Regions from separate parts of the Homo sapiens genome. Here region 1 is linked to region 2. Evidence: chromatin contacts called from ENCODE Hi-C or POLR2A ChIA-PET data. All regions are on one chromosome and are shown on one strand. Each heading gives the region's core, a stretch centred on a gene start or an enhancer-like site at or near the end of the contact. The rest is flanking DNA. Distances are from core to core; before and after follow the strand shown.

Region 1 (4,309 bases), core at 678-3,177, 2.1 Mb after region 2:
TGTACAGGAGCTTTCAGAACTTATACTTCTGCCTCATGCCATTGTAGATGAAATTATATACTCACACTTTTAGAAATCTGAGATACACATTCACCAAAACTTTTAACCACTGTGAAAGAAACAGATAATCAGCTGTCATTATCCTTGTGTTCAAGATGAAGACCGAAACTTCATTTTCAAAGGTAACTCTGTCAGATCATAACATAAGCACACTTCCTTCAGTGCTTCAGGCCTCAGTAACAGCCAAGACTTATTTCTAAACCACACTGCTCATCAGGGTGCAGTCTATGAAAACTGCCCAGGAAACCTCCTTCCCATTGGTTCCTGAGGAGGGGAGGAACGGACAGCAGACAGGTGAGTACTCAATTTGATTATCTCAGGTAAAGCTTAGAACCCAGCAAAGGCTAACAGACAGTATCACTGGTAGCACCAAAGAAGCCATTTCAGATAATTTCTTAGTATTCCGTAGGCCTTAGTATACCAACAATCTGTTTCTACCACCTTAAAATTTAATAGCGTAGGCCAGGCACGGTGGCTCATGCCTGTAATCCCAGCACTTTGGGAGGCTGAGGCGGGTGGATCATGAGGTCAGGAGTTCAAGACCAGCCTGGCTAATATGGTGAAACCCCATCTCTACTAAAAATACAAAAATTAGCCAGGCATGGTGGCACATGCTTGTAGTCCCAGCCACTTGGGAGGCTGAGGCAGAAGTATAGTTTGAACCCGGGAGGCAGAGGTTACAGTGAGCTGAGATCACGCCACTGCACTCCAGCCTGGGCAATAGAGCGAGACTCTGTCTCAAAAAAAAAAAAAAATTAATAGCGTAATACAACCACCATTTTTGTTATAACTCACAGATTATCTGGGCCGGGAATGCTGATAGTGCACATGCTATCAGCCATAGCTGGGAAGACTGTAACACTGGGTGTACTCAAATGGCTGGGGTTTGGAATCACCCGGAGACAGGTCTGGTGCCTAGGCCAGGATCAGCAGCAGCTGTAGAGCAGAATGTCTGTGTGGCCGGGGCTTCCTCACATCGTGGTAGCCTCAGAGCAGTGCGACTTCCTACTTGGTGGGCAGAACTGCAGAGGAGAGTGTTCTGGAGGACAGAGCAGAGCTGTGTGGCCTTTTGTGAAACAGCCTTGGAAATATGTAGTTTCATTTCTGCCATATTTTTTTGGTCAAAGGAGTCACAGGCTCAGATTCAAAGTGTGGGAACATAGACCCCCGATTCTCAATGGCAGGGGTGTCACAAAATGTGTGACCCTGTTTTAAAACCACCACAGGCCCCCTCTCCTTAGTATTCCACTGGCCCTTTATCCTGGAAACCTCAGGAAATGGTTTTTCCTGATTTTCTTCTTTAATTCTCCTCTCCCATCCCTTCCTCAATCCAGTTCAAGGATAAGGGCCTAGAACTCCACCTGTGTCCTATTCCCTCTTGAATCCACAGGTCGAGCAGGAAAGTGAAGGATGAGGCTGGCATGTGTAGAAGTGCCAGTGGAGGGCGCTGTGGCTGACTAGAAGGCCTCTACGTTTTAAAGGACAGCTGTTCCAAACGGAGGTGGGAATGAAGTCCTTGTGTTTCCAGATTTCCCATTTTAATGTGAAATTAGATATTGAAATATTGCTTCATAATGTTTTAAAAGCATACCATGAGATCTGGGTTTATGCTCTTGTCTATGCACTGGCTCTGAGCCCCTCTTTGAAAGACCCAGAACTCATAAAACAAGGCATTATTTAAGATTGCACATTTATGTTTATCCCCAGAAATTTCCACATTGGGGTCTGGAATGCCATTGCTTCTTTAAATACTACTTACTTTAAATCATATTTGCAAAGAATTCTTGTAACTGAGAATCTAGGCGCTCAATAAATAGACCGCATCCTTCCTTCATCTGCACATGAATGGCAGCATTTTGTGCATTAATTACGTGTGTGATGTGTCTAAGCTGAATTGGCTGAGGAGCAGAACTTTAATGATTAGCTGTATAAAACTGAAAGAGAGCTTCAATTTTGACGTTAAGCCTTGCTTATCTTTTATATTCTCAGCCTTTCTCGACGTTTGTTAGAATTTAAACTTGTCCTAAGCATGACAACATCTGTTCAAAAGAGAGGGGGGATAATATATGTTTATATATACACACCTTAATTTAGTATTGGGGACCTTCCAGTTACCAATTATAAGTGTAAAGACTAAATAAAAGTTATAGAAAATTAGACAAAATAAACAGTGACCAAGAGAAGATTTAAGAAATCTGAAGCTAAAGATTTATTTTTCTGCCTGCCCTCCTTGAAGTAACCATTAAGTTTATAAATAGCCTCCTTCCTCTGAGAAGAAAGGTCCTAGTGACACCAAACAGGATGCGACGCGCTGAGTACTCTCCCCTTTCATTTTGAAACTCGAGCTTTTGTGAAGACTATCATTGTGCATCCGTCTGTCTCTCCTCATTACCACTTCTGGTTGGAGCCGGAAGCAGGACAGATGCATATAGTCCTCATTTCAACCACAGGAATTGACTTTAAAGGTGACACTGTCCTTAGTAACACAGCTGATGCCCTGTAGGGGTAAAATTAGTTGTGTTTTCTCTGTGCAGGTGAAATTTTAATGAATTTTTTGATACTCTGTAGAGCATTCACTGCAAAATGCGTTGTAAGCTCTAAACACCAACAGCTGATTGTGAAAGACTCTTTATTTTTTCTTTGCCCTAACTTAAAAAAAAACAGAGAATGTTTCCAGAGAATCTACTAAGGAAAACATCAGGTCTGACAACAAAAGAGAACTGAGAGAGCGAAGAGGAGGCAGCTTTCTGCACTTTGCACACTGGGTTGCAGTTCTCACAGAATCCTGGGGCTCAGGACAAAATGGAAGCTTCCTCCTTGGACCTGCATTTACCCCAGGCCTCGAAACAAAGCCCCCCAGTCTATAGTTTCCAGTGTCACTTCACAGATCTTTTCATACCACAGCAACCCATACTGCCAGGAATCTGCCTGTTGTCTCCAGCACAGCTTCCTATTGAAAGCAACTCTATGTCTAACCTGCCTTAAAGCAGGTTACGGCTATATTTTAAAACCCACCGCATTAATTCAGGACATATCTTTTTATCAAATGGATTTCTCTTCTGCATACATATTTAAACATGAGCCGTACACTCAGAGCAATGGACTGTTTTATGAAAGGTGATTAGCATATAGTACTCAATCAAAGAATTTGTAAATGAAAAAAGTTGAAAATATGAAATATTGATCACTGGGGTACTCATTAACTGTTCAAAAGCATAATTTAGTTGAATTTCAAATGTGTTAATGTAGGATATCATTCATAGAAAAGAAAAGGATTGTAATTTTACACATCATGTTTAACTTTTTAAAGTGTGGCATCTTTAATGCAGGTATTTGTTCTTAGAACTCTTATTGTATGACTGATTCAGACTTCGTGATTCATTAGCCCTACAAATCTCGAGAACATACATGAATGTGCTCATACAGAGGTTAGAAACTTGGGCTAGCTCAAGGGTAGCCTAAGAGAATATTGGAGACAGAAGGTTCTCATTCCTTGAGCAGTGCTCAGAGCATAGCTCCATGTATAGTGAGCATAACAGCGTTGATGTGTCTGATTGGTGTGTTGGTATTAACAAACATGTAATGGCACAGAGGACAGGAAATTTCATTACATCTCTGGCAAATTCATATTGAAAGAAAGAAGGACAGATGGTTGAAAACAGCCATAAAATATTCTATTACATGTCTGCAGAAGTCATTAGCAGTTAAAGAGATGTTATTAATGGATCAGATTCACTTGGGGAGTCATGTTTCTATAATGCACATTAAAGCAATGATACTTCCGGTATTTTTAATGCAGTCAGGGCCAAAGACAAACCTGTCTTTCTGAATAATTAGAAAATGGATTTATTGGCAGTGAAGAAGCTGCTCTTCAGCTTGACTCCAGATCATTTGGGGAGGTTGTTTTTATCATCTAATGTGAAAGAGTAGAATGTAACTGGCTGCTAGCCCTATAGGTCACTGAAATAATGCCATATTGCTTTATTAGTATTTTGGGGGAGAAAGGAAGGAATAAAATTAGTATTTCTGAAAATCATCAAGGAATAATTTTAGTCTCTCAAGTGCCTTAACGTGTCTCTTTAGAATTAATGCAAACATCAGGGTTTTGACTTTGTGAGCATGAGAATGATTTTTGGTGCGTGTTTCTGTCTGTGTGATAAACAAAACAGTGTCTGTGAGATGCTGGGGAGCCCTTTGGACCAGGTGCAGTCATTTGTGTGGTCCTCCCTTTGCAGAGAGGAACTTTCAG
Region 2 (4,416 bases), core at 1,093-3,592:
GTGGTGGAAGGAACTGGGCACCGTGCAGCAGGGGGTGGCGCTGGTCGGGGAGATTCCGGCTGCACAGAAGCCCATGGGGTTGGGGGAGGCTCAGACATGGTGGGCTGCAGGTCCCGAGCCCTGCCCCGCGGGAAGGCAGCTAAGGCCCGGTGAGAAATCGAGCACAGCAGCTGCTGGCCCAGGTTCTAAGCCCCTCACTGCCCCCCGCCTGGCCCAGTTGGCCGCTCCCACTGCAGGGCCCGCCAAGCCCACGCCCACCCGGAACTCGCACTGGCTGGCAAGCACCGCGCGTAACCCCAGTTCCCGCCCGCCCACGCCTCTCTCCACACCTTCCCGGCAAGCTGAGGGAGCTGGCTCCGGCCTTGGCCAGCCCAGAAAGGGGCTCCCACAGTGCAGCGGTGGGCTGAAGAGCTCCTCAAGTGCCACCAAAGTGGGGGCCCAGGCAGAGGAGGCGCCGAGAGCGAGCGAGGGCTGAGTACTGCCAGCATGCTGTCACCTCTCAGAAGCTTTGTTTTTTGCAATAAATCTTGCTGCTGCTCACTGCCTTTATGAGCTGTAACACTCACCGCGAAGGTCTGCAGCTTCACTCCTAAAGCCACCGAGACTATGAACCCACCAGGAGGAATGGACACCTTAACAGCTGTAACACTCACTGCGATGGTCTAGTAGCTTCACTCCTGAGCCAGTGAGACCATGAACCCACCAGAAGGAAGAAACTCGGAACACATCCGAACATGATGAAGGAACAAACTCTGGACTTTAAGAACTGTAACACTCAGCACGAGGGTCTGCGGTTTCAGTCTTAAAGTCAGTGAGACCAAGAACCCTATTCCAGACACAGCTCTGACATAGAGTGGCAACACTGGTAGCGTGCACAGGAGCAGAGGCAGCAGCAAAGTGAGAGGAGGCCCTCCACTTATGCTGGGCGCCCTAGTAGCAGCAGCAACACAGCAGCGGTGCCACTGGTGGCCTGGCAGAGTGGAATTTGGTTGATTCAGCCCAGCACCATCAGGCTGTGACTTTAGCAGACTGTAGGTAGTGGTGGCAGTGGGTCCAAGCTGCATTTACAGCCCCCAGGACAAGGAGACCTGAAGCGGAAACAATGCAGGAGTAGAACAGCAAATGTCCTAGGTCAGTAGTGTATGGAATCTGGAACCAGATAGCCTTGTTCAAATCTTGCATCTGCCGTTTGCTAGCGTTTTGAAGCTTTGAGTAAATTACTAACCTCTCTGGGTCTGTTTTCTCCTCAGTAAATAATATCCAGCTCATAGAGAGGTTTAGAAAATTAAATGAAAAAGCACAGCTCTAAGGAGGTGATTGACAATAGTAAGCATATGATTTATTTCCTCATCTTTATGACATCTCACTCTGGTCCAGACCAAGATTACTTAATATTCAGATTAATTTCATGAACTGCTATATTACTCCAGCAACTCAAATCCAAAATAGATGAAAAGGAAACTAAAGAAAACTGGACAGCCATTGCTGCACCTATTGTATAGTTACAAATGCTGACTACATACCAAAACACTGTTTAGGTGACTTATAATTCTGGAATGTCACATACGAATTTAAGAATTGCTGGCCAGGCGCAGTGGCTCACACCTGTAATCCCAGCACTTTGAGAGACCCAGGCGGGTGGATCACCTGAGGTCAGGAGTTTGAGATTAGTCTGGCCAACATGGTGAAACCCCCGTCTCCAGTAAAAATACAAAAATTAGCCGGGCGTAGTGGTGCGCGCCTGTAGTCCCAGCTGCTTAGGAGGCTGAGGCGGGAGAATCGCTTGAACCCGGGAGGCGGAGGTTGCGGTGAACAGAGATGGTGCCACTGAACTCTGGCCTGGGCGACAGAGCAAGACTTCGTCTCAAAAATAATAATTTAAGAATTGTCATTACTTAACCATGGGAGAGGGTGTGGGCAGACAGGGGACAAAGATTTTCCACTGTGTATTTTCATGGTTTTTCCTTTGAACAATGTCCTCTCTTCCAACAAAATTTTTTGCTTTTAAGTGCCACATAAAGGCAGCTCATGTTCCTTACATCGCCGTTATCAAGAGGATCGTCATTCAAATAAAGTAACCACTGACAATGCTAATTAATTGGAAGTAAAGAACTGGGCGGAAAGAACGGCTAACCGCAAGCTGCCGGGTCGCAACTGCGGCGGAAGGCGGACTCTCGCGGGAGCCACAAAGAGGCAGCAGCCGGCCACGTGACTTCCCGGTGGCCTGCTCTCCCCACCTCTCCGCGCTGAGCAGCCACGTCGGCGGCGGTCCCTGGTCCAGGGAGGGGCGTGGCAAAGGCCCGTGCGCGGTACGTGTCCCGCCCCTCGCTGCCCGGAGCCCGGATGAAGAGTAACGCCATTACCGCCGGAGCCGCCGAGAGCCTTAGCCGACGGAAACTGGACACTGGACCGGCAGCGCCATGAGACTCCTCCCCCGCTTGCTGCTGCTTCTCTTACTCGTGTTCCCTGCCACTGTCTTGTTCCGAGGCGGCCCCAGAGGTGAGGCTGGGGGAGTGTGCGGAGGGGATGGCCAGGAAGGAGATGCCAGTGATGGCAAGTTTGAAGTTGGAGGCGGTGGCCGCTCCGGGTCCTGGGGTCCGCGTCCACCCCGCTGGCCTCTCTCCGCCCTCTCCCCAAGCCTAGGCTCGTAGCAGCAGGGGTCCCCGCGGGCGCTGGAGACCCCGCTGCGGCCTGCCCCTTGCACGCGGAGCGCGGGGCCGTGCCCGGGCGACCTTGCTTCGTGGCCGGCCGAGGGCTGGGCTTGCTCCTCTTGCCCTGGACCCTCGCCTGCAGGAGCGGCCAGAACTGGAGGGTCCTCGGCTGCAGGAGGAGGCGCTGGACACGGCTGCGCTCCGAGCGCGCCGCAGCCGGGCTGTTTCTTTTGGCCACCTCCGGCTCCGCTCCACCCCCAGCCCCTCGCGCTCAGGGCTGACGTGTCTTTAGCTTCCACGCCGGGAGTCCGTCTTCATTCATTTGCCAAAACCCTTGTTTTCTACACATCTAAGCCATCAGAGTGTCTTGTTCAATGGTCATCTGCCTTGTTCACGCCCTGCTTGACCCGTATGTGTTACTAGGAGGCTTGATTTCAGAAAAACTACCCCATCGTCACCCCCGTTATCCGCCCCTGCTGCCAAGCAGACTGAAGAATCCCTGTGGGATGTCTCCCTTCTGCCTTCTTCCTCTTCTTGTCTTTCCATGGAACAATTTTTTGTTTGTGGAAACATCGTATTGTGCTGAAAAAATGTGGCCTACTTCGAGTGTTTTTAATACATAGATTTATTCTTTCAACAATTAACCCAGCAATTAAGTGTGAAAATAACTTAGCAGAATATAAAAATATGGCAACTTGACTTCCTGCACAGGTTTTGTCGTGAACTTCGACTTTCTAATTTGTAAAGTGAAATAATTAGTCTGACTAAGCATCCCTTTCATTCTGTAAGTTTAAGCAAGCTGTGTGTCTTAACGGTAGTGACAGGTATTCACGAGTTGTTTTGCGATGAAAAGTGAAGTGACTGGCTTCTGTTTAATGGCTAGAAAACCAAGTGGGAGAATTAAACAACTGTTAATGAGTTAATCTGCAGGTTTAACAAGATTTTTTACTTTAGGAGTCGTTTGCTGGTACTCTTTAAGCTTTTTAAAAGAAAACTTGACAAATGTAGTTTTAGTTTTAGAACTATTTATAACTATTTTCAAGTTATAAAAACTTTCAAGAAGCATGAATTCATTATCTAAACTGAATTAATATCTTGTAAACATTTTTTGTGAGAAACGGTTTTTGTGTTTGGTTTTTCCAGTTGAATGAAGACTGTTAGACTTCATGGGGACAAAATTGTTATTGGTTAACATTAAAATAATAAAATTGTTTAATATTTATGAAAGGCCTTTATATTCCAAAGTGCTCAAATTTAACCACGACTTTAAATTACTATATCAGACATGGTATTTTTCTTACTGGTTTTTGAAAAGGACTTGTAAGTTATGAATGCACTATTTTAGGCTTTGTTCAGCAGGCAGTGAAATCTCTTTAGTTCATAATGCATGGTTCAGTGTTCTTTAATATTTTGCAATAAATCTTAGCAGCCAGTGAGAACTTAAAGACATGGAAAAGACTGCAAATGCATGGTCCTTAACTGTTTCTCCTGGGTGAAAACACGCTTCCCTTCCCATGTTTTTTATCCACAGAATTGCCACATCATCATTTTTTCTGAGAGATGTTGGAAGACACTAGAACTTTGAAATTCTTTTTATGGTCTTGCCTGAAATAGATATAATGTGACTTACTTAGAGTACTATTGTCTATAAAACTGTGATTCACCTTTTTTTTGCATTATACCTGTACTTTGTAACACTAAGTTTGAGAAAAAATATCTTAAAACATGTTTGAAGCCACATGCAAAAATAATTGGATTCTTTCTT

The links. A loop is a pair of places that touch in the nucleus more often than their neighbours do. ChIA-PET counts read pairs that join two places held with the same protein, here RNA polymerase II (POLR2A). Pooled maps may share reads with other maps.
Region 1: a loop to region 2 is called in a map of sciatic nerve, with 19 times the contacts of the local background. The contact joins the enhancer-like site here to the promoter of SSR1 in region 2. A Hi-C loop is called at or near these places in 1 of 168 maps with a recorded cell type or tissue (sciatic nerve), 1 of 37 single-sample maps with no recorded cell type and 6 of 50 pooled maps. POLR2A ChIA-PET finds 5 or more read pairs at or near these places in 3 of 52 experiments (CD4-positive, alpha-beta T cell, HEK293 and naive thymus-derived CD4-positive, alpha-beta T cell).

What each region holds. Positions count from the first base shown.
Region 1 is chr6:5,172,574-5,176,882 of GRCh38, reverse strand. All of the region lies in intron 2 of LYRM4 (LYR motif containing 4), which reads left to right. The region is part of intron 3 of LYRM4-AS1 (LYRM4 antisense RNA 1); the gene reads right to left. Among named protein-coding and RNA genes, the nearest start is that of MIR3691, 26 kb to the right of the region's middle. Within about 2 kb of position 1,927, at least 9 of the 41 ENCODE cell types and tissues checked have a DNase peak (open chromatin) inside an H3K27ac peak, as active enhancers do; they include CD4-positive, alpha-beta T cell, where a contact is called at or near this core.
Region 2 is chr6:7,311,125-7,315,540 of GRCh38, reverse strand. It overlaps SSR1 (signal sequence receptor subunit 1), which reads left to right and starts at 2,342. Exons shown (of 8, transcript NM_003144.5): 1 at 2,342-2,499. The coding sequence starts at 2,421. RefSeq lists enhancers at 1,967-2,026, 2,037-2,106, 1,443-2,309, 2,310-3,178 and silencers at 2,597-2,706, 2,837-2,886.